2 separate regions of the Homo sapiens genome follow, and region 1 is linked to region 2. Evidence: chromatin loops called from intact Hi-C (ENCODE). Cell type or tissue: chondrocyte. All regions are shown on one strand. Links, peaks and the distances in the headings refer to the core of each region. The heading gives the core; the rest is flanking DNA.

Evidence for each region. Hi-C counts contacts between places; a loop is a spot of excess contacts. Peaks named below come from ENCODE experiments on the same cell type or tissue, not always from the same donor. Only the 100,000 strongest peaks of a DNase experiment are listed, where the experiment ranks them.
Region 1: a loop joins it to region 2, with 4 times the contacts of the local background. A loop is called at or near these places in 2 of 110 quality-filtered maps.

What each region holds. Positions count from the first base shown.
Region 1 is chr22:43,405,490-43,410,862 of GRCh38, reverse strand. It overlaps LINC01639 (long intergenic non-protein coding RNA 1639), which reads right to left. Exons shown (of 4, transcript NR_146918.1): 4 at 1,182-1,777. Among named protein-coding and RNA genes, the nearest start is that of MPPED1, 3.8 kb to the left of the region's middle. In chondrocyte, for the core only: no CTCF peak of the experiment used is centred there; a DNase peak (open chromatin) is centred at 3,062.
Region 2 is chr22:43,865,556-43,870,928 of GRCh38, reverse strand. No RefSeq gene overlaps it. Among named protein-coding and RNA genes, the nearest start is that of SULT4A1, 5.7 kb to the right of the region's middle. RefSeq lists a silencer at 2,786-3,080. In chondrocyte, for the core only: no CTCF peak of the experiment used is centred there; a DNase peak (open chromatin) is centred at 2,888.

The DNA.
Region 1 (5,373 bases), core at 135-5,134, 460 kb after region 2:
CAGCCCAGTTGAATGAGTGTATGCCAGGAGAGAAGGCCTGGAAAAGACATCCAGGCCGAGGGAATGCGGCATGCAAAGGCCTTGGCATGTGAGTTCATTGGGGCTAGAGACAAAGGAAAAGCAAGGGAGGGAAGATGAGGTGGCAAGGCTGGGAGTGAGGGAACAGAAGCCAGATCGGGAAGAGCCTTGGATAGACTTTATCAGGGGCAGTGGGAGCCATAGAGGGTTTTTAAGCAGGGCTGTGACTTGGTCACGTTTATCTTTTTACAGCTTGTTCTGGCACCTCTAAAGACAGAGGTAGAGGGGGAGAGGCTGGGCTATGGAGGGAGAGGATGGAGGCCTGGGGCCCTCAGGCCAGAGATGGGGGGCAAGGGCTGGCCGAGGAGTCCTGAGGCAGTCACCCCCTCCTGCTTCCTTGTCTTTAGACCCCAATTCTCTCTCAGGGAATCCCAAACTCAACCCGGGAGCCTCTTTCTCCTCCTAGGCTACAGGCTTCCTGAGCACCGTGACTTCGAGGGAGGTGAAGGAGAAAACTGTCATGCCTGCCTGGGAAGGCGGCTTGGACTCAGTGTCTCAGCAGACCCCACCTGCCGCCTGCCTGGGACAAAGCCACAGCTTGGCTGTGGCCTCTGGAGATCACAAAGGACAGTGACAAATGTGCCTTCCTGGTCCCTGGGTCGAGAGCAGAGGTTCCTGTGACACTTGTCCTCCAAGGCCAGCTTCCCCACCACCTCCAGTCCTACCAGAACTACCCTCAAGTCCCAGAGCATCATCTCTTACCTTCCCAGGGTACACATTTATTGAGCATCTACCATATTCCTGGCACTCGGCACTTGCTTTGAAGCCAAGCATGAGCTCTCCACCAGAGGGACCTGGTGCTACCTGCACCACCCAGTCCCAGGCGCAGAGCTCTCAGCTTGACCCACACTGTCTTATGTAGCCCTCATGCCTCCCCTGGGCCAGGCTGCATCCCAGAGGTCAGCCTCCCCAGCGCCTAGTGCTGCATCCCACAGGGCCTGGCACTCTGTAGGTGCCCAGGGAATGGTCCCTAAAAGATGAGGGAATGAGGAGTGTGGGATGGGCAGGATAGACCCACTCCTAAAAGAGCAACCATTCTGGCAAACACAGCACACATTCTGCTTTTGGAAAAATTTAATAACACAGTGGCACTTGTTCATGGAGACTAATAGAAACACCACACAATCCCACACTGCTAAACCAGCCAGGAGATGGCTCGTTCTGCTGGAAAACATTTCCTAGGCGCCTACTACGTGCTGGAGGCCAAGGCAGAGAAGGAAGAGAAGGAAGGCACTCTGTCATGGGAGAAGCAGAAGGTCAGCAGATACTCATGACACCAGGGAGAAGAGGGCAGCCCAGGGCAAGGAGAGCAGCACATGCAGCCAGGACACTTCAGAGGAGGCAGTGTGTGTGCTGCAGAAGAATCTAGGGATAAATGGGAGAGGGGCAGCCAGGCAAAGGGACCAGCCTGTGCAAAGGCTCAGAGGCTCCAAAGTGCATGTGCGATATCCCCTGGCCAAGAAACTCACCTTCCAGAAAGGCGTCCTGAGGCAGTAACTGCAGGCTGTTTATAGCAGCCCAGAAGTGAAAGCAACCTAAATGCCCAGCCAGAGGGGATCCGTTTTTTAAATCCTGCTATGTCTGGGGAGTTTCAAATAGCCAAGTCCTGTTGCTGAAATGCCACATGGGAAAATGGGCTCCATGCTCACCACCCATCCCGCGAACGAGCGAAGCAGGTTACACCAGAGTGTGCCCGAATCTGTGTTTTGAAAAATGAAAAAATAGAGGGAAAGAGGAGAAAGAAGTCAGGAAGTAAATACAGCAAAATTTCAACCCTGATGATAAGATTTTGGGTGGGGGTTGGGGGAGTCTACTTTATTTATGGGAATTTTTTGTCTCCTACTTTCCCGCGATCATCAGGATGTCACGAAGGATGGTGAGTGTGGGGCATTCAAGGAGGGGTGTGGGGTGTGTGGGGTCCCTGCAGGGCAAGGGCTGGGATGAGCTGGAGGCCTGGGTGGCTTCGCTGACAGAGTGACCTAAGCTTTCATGCCTTCCTCGGGTCCTTCATGGTGACTGGCTCACAGCCAGCATGCCAGAAATGTTATTAATCAGCAAATATCCACATGCACTGTTTTAGGCCCCAGGAATCACTCTGGCAGAGAAGGGCAGAGGAGTTCAGAGGACATGAAAGTCATCATGGGCTGGGGCTTGGGAGAGGCTCCCAAGAGGAGGTGACGCAAGCTGGGTCTTGAAGGATGGAGCCCTAGTTTCATATCCCCACCTCGGCCCTATTAGACCCCAACAAGGTCTCTACCTGCCAGCCAGGTCTGTGTGGATCCTGACACAGCCCAGGGCAGGGTCAATTTTAGTCCAGCTATCTGGCATGGTCCTCATCCTGGGCCTTCCTCTAGGCCTAGAGCCCAAGGTGGAAAAGCCACACCTTATCAGGGACCCTGGGCCCTGCTCACCTCCAGCAGGCTCAGGTACAGCCTGCAATGACTATACCTACTCTTAAACCATGCCCTAACCAAATTCTGCTTTTGCCATTTAACAGCTCATGAGTCTGAACCTCAGTCTCTTCTGTAAAGCTGATGCAATAATCCCTACCTCAAGGGCCGTGCACATGCAGAGTGCAAGGTGCACAGTAAACATTCAGCAAGCAGTGGCAGCTCACACTGTCACAGTTCTAGATACCAGGTCTGGGGATCTGGATTCTAAAACCCAGTTCTGTTACTAACTTGCTTGGGACCTTGGGACATTCTCATGTTTCTCTGAGCCTCAGTTTCCTCAGCTCGAGGAGAAAGGGGATGGGAAGGCTCACTCCTGAGCTTGCTCATAGATGAAATGACAAGCTATGGAAAGACCCCAGGAGCTCCCTCCTCCTGCCCCCAGCTAGAGTTCCAATTGGACCACTGGCCACATGAGACGCCCACCCCACTCTGCAGCATTCCCTGCCATGTAACTCCAGGCCATCACCCAGAAAGCCAGGCAGGAGCTGGATGGAGGCCAAGCCCAGGCAGGGCCGGGCTCCTGTGCAGTCTGCAGGAGCCAGGAGGATATGCTCCCGAGGTGGGGGCTGCTCCTGGTGCCACTCCTGGTCCTCCAGTCACCACTTCCAAGCCTCCCCTGTGGGTGGCCTGAGCTCACGGTACCTATGGCTCTTGGCCCCTCACATGCTGCCTCTGAGCCCTTTGCTGTTTGAGAGAACTTCTCCAGATGGCTTCTAGCTGGTTTATTTCTCACAACAGCCTGGTTGGGACCTCAGTGAGGGGCAGCCCTCCCTGTGAAGGGAGACTAGAAATCCCATTTTATAGATGAAAAAACCGAGGCTCCAAGAGGTTTCGAGACCTGCCCAGCTGGTATAAAGTTGAGATAACAAGGCCCATCTTCAGACTCTAAGACACCCGCTCTTCCCTCCACCCAGCTCCCCTGCCCCCCACCTGGTGCCAGACCAACTCCTTCAAACCCTGCTGAGGCCCCCAGCACATCTCAGCTACCATCCCAGCACTGCTACGGGCAGATGGGCTCTTCTGAGCTGTCCAGGGTCCTGGCCATGCCCAGCCCTGCCTCAAGGCCTTCTCTGATCCTTCCCTGGCTGCCACCTCTCTGACTTCCTGGGTAGCAACAAAAAGTGGGAACATGTGGCTGGGCTTGGTGGCTCATGCCTGTAATCCCAGCACTTTGGGAGGCCGAGATGGGTGGATCGTCTGAGATCAGGAGTTTGAGACCAGCCCGACCAACATGGTGAAACCCCGTATCTACTAAAAATACAAAAATTAGCTGGGCATGGTTGTGCATGCCTGTAGTCCCAGCTACTCAGGAGGCTGAGAGAGGAGAATCGCTTGAACCCGGGAGGCAGAGGTTGAAGTGAGCCGAGATCGTGCCATCGCACTCCAGCCCAGGTGACAAGAACAAGACTCCATCTAAAAAAAAAGAAAAAAGAAAAGTGGGACTATGTGATGCCGGGCCTGGCCCAGGTCTTCCGGTCCTATGCTGCCTGTGTACCCTTGGACACCACACTTCAACACTCAGGGCCTCAGTTTCCTTTTCTGAAAAATGGGCACAGCATGGGGCAAGCCAGGAGGTGGTTCAGACTCAGCCCACCTCTGCAGTTGTCTCTGCCTCCTCCTCTGGGCCAAGCAAAGCCAGAGACTCAGAGGCATTTGGGCCCAGCCCTGCCCTTGAGCAAGAGGTCCAGAGGCTGTGAGGCTTGAGAACACAATGACCATGCCCTGCCAGGCCGAGGGGCACACGGGCTGAGGAGCACAGTGGGGCCTCCCGTCCCTCCTGGAAAGCAGAGAGGAGAGGAGCTTGGAGAGTGCCCTTGACAAGGGCAGAGAGGGCATAACGGGCAGAGGGAGCAGAAGCAAAGGCCTAGAGGCAGGAACCAAAGGGGAGGCTTGCTCAGAGAGTGCCTGGGAGGCAGAGGCGGCCCCTCTTCGCTGCACTGTCAGTGGCCACAGAGAAGAACACCAGGGAAAGTGGTCGGGGCCAGGACCCGCCCTGGGGAGATCCCTCAGGCAGTGGGCAGAGGCGGAAGACTGAAAGCCAAGTGCAAAGCAGAGGCAGCAATCCAAGGGACAGAGTGTGGGGCGGGGACAGAGGGATAGCGAGGAGGGGTCCCCCCGAGGCAGAAAGGCCAGAGCTACATGGCTTGTGGCATCGCAGTCTCCACAACACCAGCTGACCCTTGCTAAGCATTTGCTCAGCCTAGGGGCTGTGCTGGGCTCCTCATTCAATCCTCATGACCACCCAACCTGTTCACTGTGGAGTGGTGGCAACGGTGGCATGAACTGGGACACTATGAGGTCCACAGGCTTCCAGTCACCCCCTCCAGCTGAGCTTCTGATTTGTCTAACATCCCCGAGCTCAGTATCCCCACCCAGAGAGTAAGTTGCAGAGCCTGGGGCATCAGGCTCTGAAAACCAGGCCCTTATCACTGGGGACATTTTTCCCTACCGTGGGAGTTTGGGTGAGCTCACCAGCTCATGGCAGGTCCCCTGTGTCCTCTTCTCTCTGGGATTGACATCTCCAGAGCTGCCCCTACCGCAGGCTCATTTGCCCATGCCACCCACAGAAGGCCCAGGTGTGGGGGCCAGCAGCAGGAACCCTGGGTTCAAGTCCAGTAGTCTGACCCCAGAGCCAGGTCAACAGTGGTGCCAGAGTCAAATGTGGGGAAAGAAGGAGCCAAACAGGGTTTGCTCCTGGGACCCAGGAAAGGGATGAGTGAGGGAGGTCCTGGCTCCAGCCATGAAAGCCCAGACCCAGATCTCTGCCCACCCCCAGCCCCAAACACCACCCTCACCCACACCAGACAGGTCCATGGGTGGCTCGGATAAGAAAGGGCTCGGG
Region 2 (5,373 bases), core at 209-5,208:
CTACCCAGAGGAAAAAAAGTCATTATATGAAAAAGATACTTCACATGCATGTTTGTAGCAGCACAGTTCTCAATTGCAAAAATGTGGAACCAACCCAAATGTCCATCAATCAATGAGTGGATAAAGAAACTGTGGTGTATATATATGATGGAATGCTACTCAGCCATCAGCCATAAAAAAGAAATGAATTGACGGTATTTGCAGTACTTGCAGCAATCTGGGTAAGATTGGAGGCTATATTCTTTTGTTTTTTTTTTTTGAGACAGAGTCTCGCTCTGTCACCCAGGCTGGAGGGCAGTGGCGCAATCTCGGCTCACTGAAAGCTCCGCCGATTGGAGGCTATATTCTAAGTGAAGTAACTCAGAAATGGAAAACCAAATATTATATGTTCTCACTCATAAATGAGAGCTAAGCTATGAGGATGCAAAGGCATAAGAATGACACAATGGACTTTGGGGACTCAGGGGGAAAGGGTTCTAAGGGGGTGAGGGATAAAAGACTACAAATTGGGTGCAGTGTACACTGCTCAGGTGATGGGTGCACCAAAATCTCACAAATCACCACTAAAGAACTTACTCGTGTAACCAAACACCACCTGTTCCCCAGTTACCTATGGAAATAAAACATTTAAAAAAACTATAGTCCAGTATCACAACCAAGATACTGGCATTGATAGATCAATTCACATGGAAGGGTCCCTTATGTTTTCCTTTCATAGGCACACTCATTTCCCTTCTGCTCCCACCCTCTCCTTAACCCATAACAAACACTTGTCTATTCTCCATTTTTGTAATTTTGTTATTTCAAGAATACTATATAAATGGAATAATATAGTATGTAATCTTTGGGGCTTATCTTTTTACATTCAGCATGATTCTCTGGAGATTCATCCAGGTTGTTGCATTTATCAATCGTTCATTCCTTTTTTACCGCTGAATAGTATTCCATAGTATGGATGTACCATAGTTTGTTTAACCATTCGCTCAGTGAATGAATATATCAATACTTTGTTTCCAGTTTTTGCTGTTATGAATAAAGCTACTAGAAACGTTAAAAAAAGAATATTTTCTATCTGTGATTCCAAAAGGGGGTAGGATATAATGAGGCATGCCCGACCACTGCTTCCCATCATATATATATATATATATATATATATATATATATATATATATATATATATATAATCATGGGATTACAGGCACACACTACATCTGGCTAAGTTTTGTATTTTTAGTAGAGACGGGGTTTCGCCATGTTGGTCAGACTGGTCTCAAACTCCTGACCTCAGACAATCTATCCTCCTTGGCCACCCAAAGTCCTGGGATTACAGGCAAGAGCCACTGCGCCCGGCCTTTTTTATTTTTTATTTTTTTAAATTGAGATGAATCTCACTCTGTTGCCCAGGCTGGAGTGCAGTGGCATGCTCTTGGCTCACTACAACCTCTGCCTCCCAGGTTCAAGCTATTCTGGTGCCTCAGCCTCCCATGTAGCTGGGATTACAGGCGTGTGCCACAACACCCGGCTAAGTTTTTGTATTTTTAGTAGAGTTGGGGTTTCATTATGTTGGCCAGGCTGGTCTCAAATTCCTGACCTCAAGTGATCCACCCGCCTTGGTCTCCCAAAGTGCTAGGATTACAGGCATGAGCCACCACGCCCAGCCTCAAGGGCCAGATTCTTTACTGCATCCTGTTTCATCAGCAAGGTCTTTGTGACCCGTACCTTGTTCTGACCTACTATCTCATTCTGTGACTAAGAATGCCTAGCCCCCTGGGAATGCAGCCCAGTAGGTCTCAGCATTATTTTACCCAGCCTCTGTTCAAAAAGGAGTCACGCTGGTTTGAATGCCTCTGACAATATGGGATGATACATTTCAATTTGCACCTATTTATCCAATTTGTCTTTTCTCCCCTTTTCTCTATCTCAATCTAACAACCTCTAACCCAAATTTCTCCAAAGCCATCAGCTTGGGTTTTTTGTTTGTTTGTTTGTTTGTTTGTTTTCTGTCACCCAGGCTGGAGTGCAGGGGGCATGATCTTGGCTCACTGCAGCTTTGACCTCCCAGGCTCAAGCAATCCTCCTGTCTCAGCCTCCTGAGTAGCTGGGCATGTGTGTGCCACCACATCTGGTCAATTTTTTCTATTTTGAAAAAGATGGGGTTTTGCTGTGTTGCCCAAGCTGGTCTCGAACTCCTGGGCTCAAGTGAGCCTCCCACCTCAGCCTCCCAAAGTGCTGTGATTACAGGTGTGAGCCACTGCAGCCATCCTGGCTTGGCTTTTGATATGTGAAACTTGTTTGAAGTTTCAAAGCGGGGAATTGAAGGAAATTAAAATATTTCACATCAAAATATATTTCTTTGACATATTTTGAAATGGCTGCCACTTGGTCATCTTGACAGAAGTGGCCTTGCAAAGCTGCCTTAAGTGGGGAAATTTGCATCTGTAGAGAATCTCATGCATGCTGCCAGGCCCTTCCCCTCCCCCACCTTTCTATTCTTTCCCCAGACCCAAGAGCGATTGGGACTCTCACACCCTTTACCATCTATTCTCTCCAAGGGAGGCTTCATCCACATAACAAGGACATCTTTGCTAGTCCAGCTTCTTTTCCCCTCTTATAATCTGTTTTACTAGAATCTAAGCTCCTGTTCTTTCTGTAACCTCAAAATGGTATGTAAGATTCTGTAACTCATGGGGAAGCTGGGCCTTCATTCTGAAGGCTCCCGTGTATGCACATTAAATTTGTATGCCTTTTCTCCTATTAAGAAGAAGATAGCACATAGAAATAGGAAAAGATGCCCCAAGACAGAACATAACAAAGGAAAATCAGGGGCGTCGGGAGTTGTGGTCACCCAGCGTGCCAGGATGGAAGGGCAGGGGGATAAAGGGGAAGCTGTGCGTTCAGCACCGCGGACAGCGACCTGCCTTCCCTGCTGTCTCAGCAGCCTTGGGAATGGGTATCAGAGGGCTGAGATTTGGAGATCTGCTAGATTAAGCTTACTGAAGAAGAGCCTCTTCAGGACAAAGTGCTATCCAGCCCCTTCTTATGCCCCTTCTTATGCAGCGGTGAGGTTTTCTCTATTCAAAGGCTCAGGCCTTGATGGACATTTTCGGCTCATGAGAAGTTACTGCTTTCTGCTCTTTAAGGATATCTTGTCAAAAAACAATTGGTCATAGATGTTTGGGTATATTTTTGAGCTTTCTATTCTGTTCCATTTATTTACATGTTTATGCTTATGTCAGTTACATATTGTTTTGATTTACAGTGTTAAGGTAAGTAGCTTTATAATAAGTCTTTAAATCAGGTAGTGTGAGCCCTCAAACTTTGCTATTCTTTTTAAAAATTATTTTGCCCATTCTAGGTTCTTTTTCTTCTTATTTATTTATTTATTTATTTATTTATTTTGAGATGGAGTCTCGCTCTGTCGCCCAGGCTGGAGTGCAGTGGCACAATCTCGGCTCACTGCAATCTCCACCTCCCGGGTTCACGCCATTCTCTTGTCTCAGCCTCCCCAGTAGCTGGGACTACAGGCACCCGCCACCGTGCCCGGCTAATTTTTTGTATTTTTAGTAGAGACGGGGTTTCACCGTCTTAGCCAGGATGGTCTCGATCTCCTGATCTCATGATCCGCCCGCCTTGGCCTCCCAAAGTGCTGGGATTACAGGCGTGAGCCACCGCGCCTGGCCTATTTTTCTATATAAATTTTAGAGTCAGCTTGTCAATTTCAACAGCAGAGTCCAGTGGGATTTTACCTGGAATTGCACTGACTCTATAGATAAATGTGAGGAGGCCAGGCACGGTGGCTCACGCTTGTAATCCCAGCACTTTGGGAGGCTGAGGCAGGCAGATCACGAGGTCAGGAGTTTGAGACTAGCCTGGCCAGCATGGTGAAACCCTGTCTCTACTAAAAACAATACAAAAAAATGAGCCGGGCATGGTGATGCATGCCTGTAATCCCAGCTAGTCAGCAGGCTGAGGCAGGAGAATTGCTTGAACCCAGGAGGCAGAGGTTGCAGTGAGCCAAGATCGCGCCACTGCACTCCAGCCTGGGCGACAGAGTGAGACTCTGTCTCAAACAAACAAACAAAAAAAAGTGAGAATGGGCAGAATGGGCACCTTAACAATGCTGAATCCATTAACAGGGTATAATTCTCCATTTCTTTAAGTTTTAAAACATTTCTCTCACTCATGTTTTGTAGGTTTTGCTACACAAATCTTGTGCATATTTTCCTACATATATTATAAGTATTTAATAGTTTTCAATGCTATTAAAAATGGTATTTTTGAAACTGCAATTCCCAATTGTTGGTTGCTAGTATGTATAAATAGGATTGTTTTTATTTGTTGGCCTTGTATCCTATGACCTTGCTAAACTCACTTATTAGTTCTAGCAGCCTTTTTGCAAATTCCTAGGGATTTTCTGTTAATAAAGGTTTTTCTTTAGGTTTCTATTCTGAAAAAAAGTTAAATGTATAGAAAAGTTTACTGCAATTGCGGTAGGCAGAATAACAGTCCTCCAAAGATGTCCACATTCCAGTCCTGGGAGCCTGTGAATATGTTATATTATATGTCAAAGTCAAACTAAGGTTGTAGATGAAATTAAGGTTGCTGATCAGCTGATCTTAAAATAGGGAGATTATCTTGGATTATTGGGTGGGTACAATGTAATCACAAGGGTCCTTAAAAGTGGAGGACGGAGACAGAAGAAGAGTCAATGTAAGAGCGATATGGCCAAGCGCAGTGGGTCATGCCTGTAATCCCAGCACTTCGGGAGTTCGAGGCAGGTGGATCAACTGAGGTCGGGAGTTCAAGACCAGCTGCACCAACATGGAGAAACCCTGTCTCTAATAAAAATACAAAATTAGTCGGGCGTGGTAGTGCATGCCTATAATCCCAGCTACTCAGGAGGCTGAGGCAGGAGAATTGCTTGAACCTGGGAGGCGGAGGTTGCAGTGATCCGAGATCGTGCCACTGTACTCCAGCCTGGGCAACAAGAGTGAAACTTTGTCTCAAATAAACAAGTAAACAAAAAGAGTGATACGATGTGAGAAAGACTGTGTCTGCCATTTTGAAGATGGAAAGAGACCATGAGCTAGAGAATGTGGGTGGCTTCTAGAAGCTAAAGAAAGCAAGGAAATAGGTTCTCCCCTGGATCCTCCAGAAAGGAATGCTAGCCCTGCTGACACCTTCCTTTTGGTCTAGTGGTACCAGCATCAGACTTCTGACTTACAGAGCTGAGTTTGTGGTAATTCATTATAGCAAAATAGAAAATGACTACATAATGAACATATATCATCACCTACATTCACCAATTGTGGCTTTTCCCACATTTTCTTTCTCGCTCTCAATGTGTATACATACATGTGCTTGCATTAGGGT